2 separate regions of the Homo sapiens genome follow, and region 1 is linked to region 2. Evidence: chromatin contacts called from ENCODE Hi-C or POLR2A ChIA-PET data. All regions are on one chromosome and are shown on one strand. Each heading gives the region's core, a stretch centred on a gene start or an enhancer-like site at or near the end of the contact. The rest is flanking DNA. Distances are from core to core; before and after follow the strand shown. Region 1 overlaps RCAN1 (regulator of calcineurin 1). Region 2 holds the start of SLC5A3 (solute carrier family 5 member 3).

Evidence for each region. A loop is a pair of places that touch in the nucleus more often than their neighbours do. ChIA-PET counts read pairs that join two places held with the same protein, here RNA polymerase II (POLR2A). Pooled maps may share reads with other maps.
Region 1: a loop to region 2 is called in a pooled map, with 3 times the contacts of the local background. The contact joins the enhancer-like site here to the promoter of SLC5A3 in region 2. A Hi-C loop is called at or near these places in 5 of 50 pooled maps. POLR2A ChIA-PET finds 5 or more read pairs at or near these places in 2 of 52 experiments (AG04449 and GM12878).

What each region holds. Positions count from the first base shown.
Region 1 is chr21:34,515,999-34,523,139 of GRCh38, forward strand. RCAN1 (regulator of calcineurin 1) reads right to left here. Exons shown (of 4, transcript NM_004414.7): 3 at 5,501-5,660; 4 at 444-2,258. The coding sequence ends at 2,086. Among named protein-coding and RNA genes, the nearest start is that of KCNE1, 7.4 kb to the left of the region's middle. Within about 2 kb of position 4,998, at least 5 of the 41 ENCODE cell types and tissues checked have a DNase peak (open chromatin) inside an H3K27ac peak, as active enhancers do.
Region 2 is chr21:34,071,132-34,077,583 of GRCh38, forward strand. SLC5A3 (solute carrier family 5 member 3) reads left to right here and starts at 2,447. Exons shown (of 2, transcript NM_006933.7): 1 at 2,447-2,614. It overlaps MRPS6 (mitochondrial ribosomal protein S6), which reads left to right and starts at 2,447. Exons shown (of 3, transcript NM_032476.4): 1 at 2,447-2,614. The coding sequence starts at 2,570. RefSeq lists silencers at 1,895-2,414, 2,705-3,104 and an enhancer at 2,358-3,308.

The DNA of each region.
Region 1 (7,141 bases), core at 3,748-6,247, 450 kb after region 2:
ATAAACACTGGGTTACTTAGGCCTTTGTGGGCTTCCCAGGAAGGTCACCACCATTTGAAATGAGACTTTCAGGGGAAAAGCTGCCAGAGATTAAACAGAAGGCTTACAGATGCATCTTCTGAAGATAACTTAGTATCTTCCATGGACATCTTTTCTAATAGAAAAGAAAGCTCTTCAAATGACCAAAACCATTGCTGTTTTGTGGAGGTGCTGGTGAACAGGGGTTTCATCACAGTAGCATCTACCTGTACAAACGAAATACTCGAAGTTCTGATTTCAGTTTTATCCATTTTCTTCTTTTGCAAGTGATGCATTCTTAGTGTGGTGGACTCTCCATGAACCACAGCACAGAATTAGGAGTTTCTAAGCTCAAATTGACAAAGGATGTCTCCTTCTGAATTTAAAATGTTTAAAAAGGTTTAAAAGCCTTTTAAACTGCAGAATTTAGAAGGTTCACAGATTTATTCTAGAAATAAAATGACAACTTTTCTGTAAGGAGCATACTGTGCCCATTTATTATAGAATGCAGTTAAAAAAAATATTTTGAGGTTAGCCTCTCCAGTTTAAAAGCACTTAACAAGAAACACTTGGACAGCGATGCAATGGTCTCTCCCAAACCGGCTCCCTCTTACCAAGTACCGTAAACAGGGTTTGAGAACGTTCAATCAATTTCTTGATATGAACAATCAAAGCATTTAATGCAAACATATTTGCTTCTCAAAGAATAAAACCATCTTCCAAATTTCCAAAGCATGCATTGTTACTTGGCATTAAGTATTTCAAAATGACAAACATTGTTACGGTATTGTAAGGCCAAAATATAATACCTATTTACCAGACATACACATTACAACTAGAAAAAAATTACAAATGTTAACCTAGTATAACAATTCCATCAGGAATGAATGGGGAAAGGCACTGCATCCCTCTCATATCGCCACAGATCTACTATCCACTTGACATGCTTTGAATTCAAGTCCTGTTAGACATGGGAACAGCTTTTCCTACAACATATGATTCACAGGTAGGTTAATACATCTTAGTCTCCCACTGCCATACTTTTCACCCAAGTGTACAACAGGTATGAATATATGCTATCAGCTTTATTTACAAGTGTATCTTGATGTCTTCGTGGGGTAAAAGAACCAACTATCTCAACCAACAGTTTCCAAAAAAGTTTTTGGCTATGATTCATGTATAGAAACCACCACATAAAAGAAACAACAGAAACTGAGGTCCGATCCCAAACACCTAAACTAAAATTTCTCACCCACTAAAAGTTGGCAGTGAAACTGCTATTCTCTGAATTGTATAAGCTAAATTCTACAGAGGAATTTCAGATCAACTTCTTTTGCAAAAGCACAAGTTACACGTTGCACGGTTGGGGATGCTGAGTGAATGCATTCCAGGAAGAGTTCCGCAAGCAAGTGCTGTTGCAAAGAGTCGAGAATCCGAGAATCTGGGAAAGGTGATACGTTTTCCAAACGCTTTCCTGGCTTCCCAAAAGATGTAAAACAACAACGGTGTAACTTTATATACGAACAAAGGTTAGTCTTGTAAATCAGTAATATACATGCACAAACATGAGAACATGAGGGAAGAAAGGAAACGCTACAATTTCCACATTGCATTGCTGCTGTTTTCACAACCTCTCTGCACTAGGCGGCTTCCTGTGGTACCTCTTCCTACCAGTAGAGAGTGGCCCCTGCAGGCCACTTAGAAACAGGAAGCTCTCTCCTGAGCTCACTGATCAACCTGCCCTTGGCACAGACAGAACCTACCAGAAAAGAACAAGTACAAAACACTATCATTATCTGTTTTCTCAAGACAGTCCCAAATGTCCTTGTGCGATCACCACAAACTCAGTGATTGGCCCAAGTCATTCCCGGGTGCCATGAACAGTAACTGGTGTGCAGCATTAGAACAAGGGGACACGGCCTTGATTCTCTTCTGAGCAACATGAACTGGGATTTCTGCCACCCCGATCTCGGCTGCCACCTCCGAAGAAGTCGTGACCAGCCACCTCCACAGTAAAAGATTCCTCCCGTGAGTATGATTTGGAATGCGTCCTCGTCGCGTGCCAGTTCAGCTGAGGTGGATCGGCGTGTACTCCGGCCTCCTGGTCTGGATAATTTTTGGCTTAGGTCTCCTCATTCTTTCCATTTCCTCTTCTTCCTCCTTCTCTTGATCACTCTCACATACATGGACCACCACGCTGGGAGTGGTGTCAGTCGCTGCGTGCAATTCATACTTTTCCCCTAAGGAGGGAAAATAATCGCAGGGTCACTCAGACAAGTCCTTGGGAGTCAAAAGGCAAACATAAAAGAGCATTCAGGGCTCTGCTGGGCCAGCTGCTCGTGACCATTCGATTGGGCTGAGAGACACAGCCAGACATATTTTGGGTTTGTATTTCTTTGCTAGCTCATTCAGAAAAAGAGAGATTTCCATTGTGCATGACTCTGTTTTTAGTCAAACATTCTGGGAGTCCAGGCACATGAGAAGTATAGAAGGAATGCATTTTTCTAGTTATACTTCACATGTCCACCAGATATCTAAACTACCCAGAGAACTCCCTTTCTGTCAGCATTTCCTCAAGTGTGAATGTGAGAAACTTCGGTTCAGGAAAAAGATGGATGAAGAAACGTATTTGGAAACAGAACCCTGGGCCTCCCTCATGCAGCTCCTATTTGAGGGTCGCAGTGCACGCCCAGGAAGGGCGCCACAGGAGGCCCTGCAGCAGACGCAGGGGTGGCTGCACGGAGCCAGGTGCTCTGGAAACGTTTTTGACCTGGGCATCTTTTCCTTAGAACAACTTCTAATCCCCGGGACCAGGAGTGTCCTGCTGTTCTATGTCAGCCTGAGTTCTACCAGGTTGGCCAAGTTCAGGCCACTCTGGTCCAGCAAGGGTGGGGAGAGCTTTCTGCAACTGAAAAACCCGGCAATGTAGAATGAAGGGACTGGGGCCTCCCGCTGGGGTGCCGCTCTGGCCACGGGAAGAGTGTGCATCTCTGGTGCTCATGAAGGCAGCTCTGAGCCTGGCTCCTTAGTACCCAGGGCTCATGGGCACTTTATTCTGCTTCCCTGTGCACCTCAGTTCCCTCCTCAGTAAAGGAGACGGTAAAGGTATTGACTTCATGGAGCTAACAGCATGAGTGAGTGCCCGAGGCAATGAGAACCCGGCTCACCACATGCTTGTCCAGCCCATGTCACCTAGAAAGATGTTTAAGAATGGAGACTGCATCGTTATTGGTGCCCTGCTGGGCAGGGATCTGAAATAGGGGCAGGAGGTTTGCTTCAACCTGCTCCACCCACAGGGTGTGGCCTCATGGTCAGTTTTCTTCCAGGGCTTTGTGCTTGGGATTTCTTTTCTTTTCTTTTTTCTTTTTCTTTCTTTCTTTCTTTTTTTTTTTTTTTTTTTTGAGACAGAGTCTTGCCTGTTGCCCAGGCTGGAATGCAGTGACAAGATCTCGGCTCAGTGCAACCTCCGCCTCCCAGGTTCAAGTGATTCTCCTGCCTCAGCCTCCCAAGTAGCTGGGACTACAGGCGCATGCCATCATACTCAGCTAATTTTTGTATTTTTAGTAGAGACGAGGTTTCACCATGTTGGCCAGGATGGTCTTGATCTCCTGACCTCGTGATCCGCCTGCCTCAGCCTTCCAAAGTGCTGGGATTACAGGCATGAGCCACCGCGCCCGGCCTGTGCTTGGGATTTCTTTGCAGTTCGGGTAAGCGAGGAGGCACCGCACCAACCACTGTGTGATTTCCGCCCGACAAGAGCGGCCCAGGAGAGCTTCCTACCTCCAGCCACACTGGTTACTCCTCTAAACCTGGAAGGTACTTTTACTGATAAGGAAGGTGGTGATCTTTTCTCTATCACATGTGGGACTGGAATGTTATTATAACTGCACTGAAAAAGGCAAAGGAGCTCAGCTCTCTGAGAGAGAGAATTCAGGCATGGGAGGTCAGATGGATTGCTGAAAATGCTGGTTAAGAGCCTCTTACAAATCTACCTCTTTGCAAGTCTCTTATCTACCTACTAATCATCGAAAATCCAGAAAGCTCAGGGTTTAGGACCATAATTTGCAAAATCTCCGCAATCCTGTTGGTTGAAAAGCACAGGTGAAATATGAAATCTCACTCAAGCTCACTGTTAAGTGAACCAAGGACAAACTGATTTTATTACGTCTATTTCCTAAAAAGCCTTCTCCAATAAGCCCTCGGTGAAGGAAGTGGTATATTCTGGAGTATGCAGAATTTTTATTAACAGCATTTGCCTCTGGAACTGTGGACACCTCTTTGCAAGTGGAGACCCTGTTTTCTCCCATTCCTAACCTAGGGGAAGACTCCACACCCTCAGCCATGCTCATGCCCCCGGGCCAGGAGCTGCTGTGGGGGGAGCACACGCTTCCTCAAAATGGCCATTTCTGATCTTGACCTTCACGCCACAATTAGCAGTAAGTAATGTGAGTCTTGCTTTATCCCACAGAGGGAATTTCCGTTTGGACAATGTTTTCAGAAATGTAATCTTTTCAATATGAAACTGCTGATGGACCAAGAAAACAAAACCCTCAACCCAAGGGAACATCAGATTGCTGGTCAAGGAGAAATGAGGAGCTGACGGTCTCAGCATTTATTTGACTTGCTCCACGGACAGAGCAGGAGAAGGCTCAAACCTCTTCACCCCAAGACTCTCCCTCACACCTGCCTCCTCACCCAAACCCTAGAGGACAGGACAGGAACCACCAACATTTTATGGTTTTCAAAAATCCTGCATTGAACACTGACTGTGAGCCAGGTGCTGATGGAAGTGCCTTTCACTCGATGATCTCATCTACTGCTCACAATTCCACCAGTTAAGGCCCACATTTTGGACAAAGAGCCTGAGGAACCTACCCCCTCCCCGCAGTGCTCACACTTTTGTCCCTCCAGAGGACGGGAACTTCCTCTTTCTTTAGCAAGCTCTGTAGGGGACCAGCCCACAGGCCCTGGGGTAGGGCAGCCCGACCGCGGCCCTTCCCTCACCATGGCCTATGGTTCTCCTTCCCTTTTCCTTTAAGAAGGCCAGGTGAGAATCACAGGAAAGGGAGAATTTATTTTGATTAAAAATAACATTTCTTAAAGGGGGCATCGATTTTCCCTTTCCAAAGTCCAATCACTCATCCCTATCCGGAGCGACAGAACCTGGGGCCGGGGCTCAGGCCTCCCACGCAGGCTGTGCTCAGTGGACACAGGAATGGATTCCTGGGACACTGCGGGGGGTGGAGGGGCGTGATGCAGGGTCCCCACGATCAGCCGCAGTCTCTCTAACACTGCAGGTGGTGCCAAGAGGCAGGCATGCTCCCAGCACAAGGGACGGTGGCGCAGAAGAATACAGAGAAGCTCACAAAACATGCCGGCATGGGCTCAGGAGAGCTACGGGGGTAGTGGTGGTACTGCTCCCTGGTGCAGGGCAGCAGCTGTGTCTCCCCCTGCCTCCCTCCCACCCGAGGGCCCTGCTCACCTGGCCCCAGCTTGGAGATGGCATATAAGAGATCATAGTTTATGACTGGGGTCGCATCTTCCACTTGTTTCCATCCCACTGGCGGAGAGGCGGGAGGGGAGATCAGAAACTGCTTGTCTGGATTTGGCGGAGCCAGGTGTGAGCTTCCTATGTGTAAGGTCTGAGGAGAGAAAATAAGCACAGGTCAGTTGTTGCCAGGGAAGAACTGCAGTGAGGCAACAGCACCTAACGCCAGTTCCGGGAGATGGGCAGGTCAATGTCCAGGCGTCAGGACAGGTGTGATTCCAGGACCAATTGTAAGATGGTCTGTAATGGGGAGGGCAAAAGGACATATGAACTCTGGTTGTGGCACAGATAGGATGACAGCCCCCTCCCAGGGCTATGGGAGTCACAGGCACAGGGACTGCAAATAATTACGCTTGACCTAGATGGACAGAAAATCAGCAGAGGTGACTTTAGTATATATGGAAATTTAAGTCACTGTCATTGAGGTCAGGAGGGCTCTTGGAATCAGTCTCTCCCCGCTCCTCATACCACAGAGGCAAGCTCTGAAAGTCCAAAGCCTAGGCCACAGTTCTGAGAGGACACAGCTTCTCAGGGACAGGGAGCCAGGGCTCCACCTGCCCCTAGGGTTCCCCACCCAGCAGCAGCTCTGCACCTCCCTCTCCGGGACTCTGGATCAGATGCCAGAAAAAAAAAAAAAAGCCACTTCCCAGGAGACTTTAAGAAATAAGAATAAGGAACAATAACCTACGATCCTAGTTTGGTTTTAGAAATGCTGACCAGTGATGAGAGGGCTGTCCATAGAGCTCTTACATCTCAAGCTGCGCGGTGTAGGTTTTCTCTGCACTTCCAGATTGCCCTCCCCAAGTTTTCACAATGAATATGCATTGTTTTACAAACAGAAAAGGTCAGAGGAGTACTAAGTAATTATTTGCATAAAATCTTATCCCGTGCAGAAAGGAGTGTACTCACACAGGAAGGCCTAGGCACCCAAGGTCAAAGCTCAGCCTGTGCCTCCCAGGGCAAAAAGGTCAGGGGTGGGGCGGGGATCCCAAATGCTTTATTTATACTTGAAGGGCCCAGCAAGTTCGCTGTCCTCACTTTGAGGAAGAAAAGACACTTTGGCTCTCTGGCGTGGTGTCAGATGAGCTTCCTCCCACTGGGGGAGGCCTTTGGACAGGGTCCTCTCCCATCCCAGCAAGGTATGTGTGTATGTGTGTGTGTGGTGGGGGCGGGTTGGGGGGGTGCTCAGAGCCTGAGGGGGACTTGCTTTACTGAGGAGCTGGCTGCATTCTAGAAGCTCCTCTCTTCTTCCCTGACAATCTGTCAGCCCCTAAGGACATCAAATGGAACTCTGGGAGCTGCCTTGAAGGTGGGTCACCTGTCCTAAGTTCCCCAGAGGAGGGTCAAAATGGTAGTGGGCAGGAGAAAAGGCAAGCCCAACCCCAGCTACCCCTCTCCCTGCCGTGGGTGCCCTGGGGCTGGGAACCCTGCCAACCAGAGGGTTTCTTAGCATCTGCGCCCAGTCTGGTTATCCCCTATTTTCCTTTCAAGCCAGACCTGGCAGTCCTGGGCTGATTTGCAGGCATCTTCTGCAGACTCCTGTTTCTCTGCTGAGTACCCCCAGCACCACATGAG
Region 2 (6,452 bases), core at 1,197-3,696:
AGAAAATCTGTAACTGACTTTTTTTTTTTTAATGGAGTCTCGCTCTGTCGTCCAGGCTGGAGTGCAGTGGCGCGATTTCGGCTCACTGCAACCTCCGCCTCCTGGGTTCAAGCGATTCTTCTGCCTCAGCCTCCCGAGTAGCCGGGACTACAGGCAAGTGCCACCGCACCCAGCTGATTTTTGTATTTTTATTAGAGACAGGATTTCACGATGTTGCCCAGGCTGGTCTCAAACTCCTGACCTTAGGTGATCCACCCGCCTCAGCCTCCCAAAGTATTGGGATTACGGGCGTGGGCCACTGCACCCAGCCTGTAACTCACTTCTGAAGGTCCAGAAATTCCTTGTTTCCTTCTGTTATTTATAGTACGCTACTTATTTAAACCAAACATGAAGTTAATTGACACTTAGCCAGGCAATTTGGATTACCTGTGTGGCTTCACACAGGTATGGGTTGTAGACAAGTCTAAAAATAGAAAATGTTAAAATCCAGCTATCTCAGAAAAACTTGGGTTCATCTCCATCTCCTACCTCCCATATGTCACAAATAGACGCATGGGATGTGAAATGGTAACCTCTGGGTAAGGTGACAAAGGTACTCTAATCTTGGCTTACGTGGACTACACGGTTAATCCACTGAATAACAATCAGCATCTTCATCTGTGTGGTAGGAGAACCGGAGGTCAGAAGGGTAGAGGGGCGGCTAAAAGTACTTTGTTTCTATTACTGTATGACCTTGGACTAGTTACAAAACTTTTTGTGCCTACATTTCCTAATCCCTAATATGGGGTTAACAGTGCTTGCCTCTGTTTAAAAAAATTACTCAGTGATGCTTACTAAAGCATGGTAAGAAAGACTTTATTCAGGACCAACGCGATGGGTACAGGGATCAGGGAAACCCGGGGAGAGAGAGTGGGCTCCAATTCTGAATGCAGCGTCGGCAAGTAGAAATTTATGGCCATGTAAAATCACTAAGAGTAACCATCGGGGGAAGAGGGATTCTGGCTCAACCGATCTAAAGGATTCTTGTAGAACTCAGGCCAGGGTGAAAAGACATGACTGGGGGATAGAGGAAGATGAGGAACCTGATCTGCTATGAGGGGATGGGGGTTCTGTGCTAGAACTGGATTTTACAAGGAAGTGCACAGATGGGCCTAGCATGAGATTCAGAAGCCTGACTAAAGTTTGGCCAAGCAAAGAATCTTTGTCACCTCAGGGCTGTTGTGAGAATTTTAGGAGACACATCCACCAGCCTTGGCATGGGGCCTGATGCAGAGTAAGTGTTCACTAAACTTTACCTATTAACGTTAAAGCACTTTAAGTTGACAAACACTCCACGTACAGAGCTTTTAATGGGGCAAACAAGGGGCAGAGGCCTCAGCTGCAGGGTACTCAACCTCTAAGGAAGGGCGCTGGAGAAAACTGCACTTGCAGAGCCCCTGGCTGGAGGGCGGAGAACCATGTGGGTGTAAAGGGATGGCAAGGGCAGAACGTATGCCCCTGCCCACCTTAGACAGTTGCTAAAGGGTCTCCCAGGCACTCAGCCTAGCCTTTAAGTGAAAGCGGAGGAAACATTTAAAGAAATGAGATAGAGTTAAGGTGTTCGCCTGCCCTCCGCTGAAACACGTGGGGGCAGGTCAGGGGCACACCACAAATGCCCGTATCGCGCCTGTGTGTACCAGGCACCGTCCTCGGAGGTTAACGTGCAGTAACTCACTCGGGTCCCCACTTTCGGCACAGGCAGCAGGCCCAAGGTCACGCAGTGCCAAGGGACTGAGTCAGACCCGAGCCCGCGCGCCGCGGCCCACGGCCTGTGCCAGCGCGCTCCTCGCCGGGTAGGGGGCCTGGTCAGCCGCGTCAGACCTGAGAGTTGTGGCTGGGGGCGAGAGCTGCACCCCCCTACCGACCCCGGGCGGGAATGTTCCAGAACCCCTGCGAGCAGCCGTTGGCCGCACAGCCCCCGGGCCGGCCGCGACCCCGCCTTGCGCCGCGAAGGTCCCTAGCTCCGGGGAGTCGCGGGCGAGGGGCACGCGCACGGACGAGACCGCACCGCAGCGCACGCGCACTGGCGGGCACTCACTCGCCCGCCGCCCGGGAGGAGAAGGAAGGCATGGAAAGTTCCAGCCGGTTCGAGAGCTAGGTAGCAGGCATGGCAGGAGGCGGGGTAGGGGCAGGCAGGGTCGCGAGGGGGCGTGCGGCCGCCGCGAGCCGCTCTGGGCCGCGTCTGCAGCACCGCCCCTAGCCGCGGCCGGCGGGCTGGGCTGGGGTCGGGGCGGGGGCGGTGCGGCGGGTGCGGGGCTGCGGAGGGGGCGTGGCGGCCGCCCGCGGGCGGAGAGGGGGCGGGGCGGCGGCAAGGCGCGCGGGCGGGGCGGGGCGCGCCGAGGGGGCGTGGCGCGGCGTCTGCGCAGCTGCCAGCGCCTTTAAGCCCGGGCTCGCGCTCTCGGACCGTGCTTTCGCCGCCTGGGAGCCGTCCGGCGCAGCAGTTTCTAGGTCCCCACTGTCCCCGCCGTCCCGCCCCTTCGCGTCCCGGGAACCGGCTGGCTTCCGAGCCGCACTCGCCGATCCTCCAGGCATGCCCCGCTACGAGCTGGCTTTAATCCTGAAAGCCATGCAGCGGGTAAGTGACCTTCCCTCAGAGCCGGTCTTCCCGCGCGGGCGCCCCCGCTGCCGCTAGGCCGCCGTCCCCCGCGCGCCCTGGCCGCGGGACCCCGGGCCTTCCTGCACTCCTCGGAGGAGGCCGGGGCGGCGGGCGGGCGGCGGGCGTCCGCGGGAAGGGGGCGCGCGTGGGCCGGCCGGGCCCGGCCGCGTGCGCGCGGGAGGCGGGGGTGTGCCTGCGCGTGTGCGCGGTCCGGGAGGGTGTGCCTCGCAAGCGGCCCGCCGGGCGGGGGGCGGGGCGGACCGAGCGGGCCCCGACCCCGATCCCGGCGCCGGCCCGCGGGAGTCCAGTGGAAGGTCCGCGGGAGGACACGCGCGGGCGCCCAGCCCGACTCCGGCCCGTCCCCGCCAGTCGTGAAGCTGCCTCGTCGCCGGCCCCGCCGCCGCCGCCTGGTCCGTCCCGCTCCGCCGCCCGCCGGCTGCCGCCGACCGCCTCCGCTCTAGCGCCCGCCGGCCGCCCGGAACGTCCGCGCCCAATAAAGCGTTCCTCCAAAGCTTGTTTGTGCCGTTGTCTGTATTCCAGTCTCTTGCAATCGCTCTCATGTTAAAAAAAAATCTTTTGACTTTTCTTTTTCTGACTTCAGCGAAAATCCCGCTCCGGGTGCCCTTAGCCCAGTTTCATTCATCCAAGTTGTGGCCTTTCTTGCGCCTCCAGAAGACACTTTCTTCCCCCTGCTTTTGATTGATCTTGAGGTAGGGGATTTCAGGTTTGGAGGGATGCTAAGCGAACCAGCGGCCCCTTTCAGGTGACGGCGTGGCCAAGGACAGGGGCCCGCGGCCCGGAGGCAGCTCACTTCGTCCTCTGTCCTGGGTCATGTACTCCTCAAGTCGTCGCCGAAATCCCCATTCTCCCGTGAATTCGGAATTCGGTAACGTAGTTTGGTGTTATGTTTTTTTTTCTCCACCAGGTGTAATAAAACAAAAATCATTGTACCACGTCCGAACTTTGTAAGCACAGCTTCCTACAGCGCTAGAGGAGTGGACGCATTTTTACGTTTGAAATTAGGCTCCAGGTCAATTGCGAGGAGTATTACCAAGTTTGGTTGAACTTAAGCTCAATTGATAAACTAACAATCACGGAGCGTCGGGAGATTGTTAGGAAGTGTGCTTTGCATATTGTTAACTGGGAAGGGACGCCAGTGCCTCTCTATGAGGTCCAGACAGCCTGGCCAGGCATGCCATTGTGTCCCCCAGCTTGTTCTTCATGGATTTGGAAGAAGTTAAGATAGTATCTGTTCAGCCTCTTGAATATCCCTTTTGGCCCTCCTCCTTGCTTACCAGCATATGTAACTCCGAAAGGATAGGAGCAGTGAAAACAAAGCATTATTAAAAGGGAAGATTTTTAATTAGGTGGAAGTTGTTTAAGCCCTCCCTTCAACTTACGTGTTTTAGGGAATGTGGAACCTGGGAAATTCGTTACTGAAATTCCTTTTGTTTACTTTCCTTGTCTTGGGGAGGTAGCAGGTGACACTGAAAGAGGCAACCTGTAGGCAATAATATTTGCTCATTCTGTAACCCTTTGAAACCTTTGAAATGAAGACTTGCCCTCCCCTTTGTTTTTGCCATAGTTGCCAAGTATCTTGGTTAACATGGCTGCAAGTATTAAGTGTATTTCTTTTACCATTTTTTTTTATGTCCTGTAATAACATAGCCTTTGGATGTGGAGCACCCATTTTTCACTCTAGTTCAGATCAACAGAGCGTAATTTGGTTAAAATAATAAATAACCTTCCTTGAAATCTTCGCATGAGGGAAGGGGGGCAAAAAAAAGAAAAAAAGCCCTAGAAAGTAGATAATAAAGGTGAACTGCCTCTTGGAGAAAGAGGCCCCATGGCAGTAGATAGAAGGTTGTAACAGTGGTGACTTATGTACAATGGCGAAGTTATGTTGAGGAGATCCTTGACCTAAATAAAGTAATATTAAACAATAGCTTCTCAGTTATTTGTTCAAAAACCTATCTGTAGCTTGTAAATGTGGCACAAACACAAAGACTTCCAGGTTTTAGACCAGTTTGCTTGCTTTCAGTTTAGGAAAATAGGATTCTAAAATAGGATGAATGTTTGGGGGGAAACGAATTTAAAAAGTTAACTCTAGGCTTATGAAATGAAAAATGCGACTGTGAGCTTGCACACCGGTAGCAGGCCTTGGAGAAACCACAGTTCTAACCCGAGGCACTTTGTGCTTCTGTTGCAAGAAGGGTATTGAAGCTCCTCAGTTCAAAGTTGCGTATCTTCCACGTTTTTAGATTCTTAAGTGTATACCTCTTTACCCCTTTAATATGATGTATTTTCCTTTCCTCCCCAAATCATTTGTGCATCTTGGAATTGAGGAAAATGCTGTGTTAGGCAACTTTAACAGCGGATATGGAAGTTAAGAAACTATAGTTTTCCAGCCTTTGGACTCCCAGAGCTGCTCTCCTGTTTTTTCTCCGCAGTACTCAGCCTGGAGAGCATTCTTAGTCTGTTTGGAGAATATTAACTCCTCCCTGTCCTCATTACTTTTTTTTTGACCCTAGCTTGACTCCTTTAAATTGAGCTTGCAAAGTTTTAAAATTTAAAATACAGGCCCTGTGTTGGCTGTCACAGTATCTGGATTGTAGCAAAGTCAGTTGCGGGAATGCCCATTGAAAGATTTCAGAGTGTATTATGTAGAGTCAGTCATATTGAACTATACAGTTGTACAATTAGTCACCCAGAAATTCCAATACTATGTTTTTCTCAGTTTGCAAGTAGAAGTTGATTATGAGTATCTACTTTTGTACTTCCAAGTTTGGGCATTTAGGAATGTAGTTAACTAGTGTTTCTAAGAAGAAATTTATTTTCAAGTACCATATAGCTTGATTTTTAAAAAAGTGTGTATATAAAAAAAGTTATTTCTATTTTCTGTTTTAGCGTGAAAAGTAGGTAAAAGTGTGGTTAAATTCTGAAATATGACGGTAAAGTAATGGATGTTGTGAAACTAGGCCTTTAAAGGTGACAAGCAATTTGAAAAACCAGTTGTTTAGACCAGTCTTAGTTCATATTTATAGAAGAGTCTCTGGAATAAAAAGATTTTAAAAGTCCTGTTACACCCATATCAGATAGCATCAAGAGAGTTTTATTCACTTCTGGAAAACACAGTATTCAAAGGCTGTAATGTGAAAGGACATAGCCGCAAAGGAGAGACCAAGGCTGCAGTCCCAGGTAGCCTCATTTCAGTGTGAGGAAGACCTCTGACAATGGAAAAAGAAATGGATTGCCTGTGAGATGGTGAGGTCTATATCCACCTCCACCCTGCCCCCCCTGCAATGAGAACTTTGAGGTAGATGAGGAGAAGGGGTCATGTGTTTGGTGAGTGAGCTCTCTTGTGAGTGGGAAAATGGTTGAAGCCCTTTGGTTTCACTTGATAATTAGATTTTAAAGGTTGGTATTTCAGTTAGGTAAAAGACTGAAGTGCCAATACATGAATGGTAAAGCCGCATACTGTATAATGTAGAGGAGCTTAGGAAAAAAATGAAACTTTGTAGACACTTTTTATGCCTTGGGTATACAGGAAGAAGAAATCTGAGGAAAGAAATCTGTGCAATACATAAGTATTTTGTGGTTACTTTAGGAACGCTAATTACGTCTCGTGCCCTTTTCCCAGAAGGTGTTCACAGTTGGCATAGATTATGAAAGCCCTGGGATAATACTTTTCCTGAAATCTTCTCATTGGCGTTCAGGAATTTTTACATGAAGAATTAAAGGTTAATGGCTTAATAACTAATTCACTTGCTAAATGATTCCATTGCATGTACAATAAGATAGCATTTATATATATATA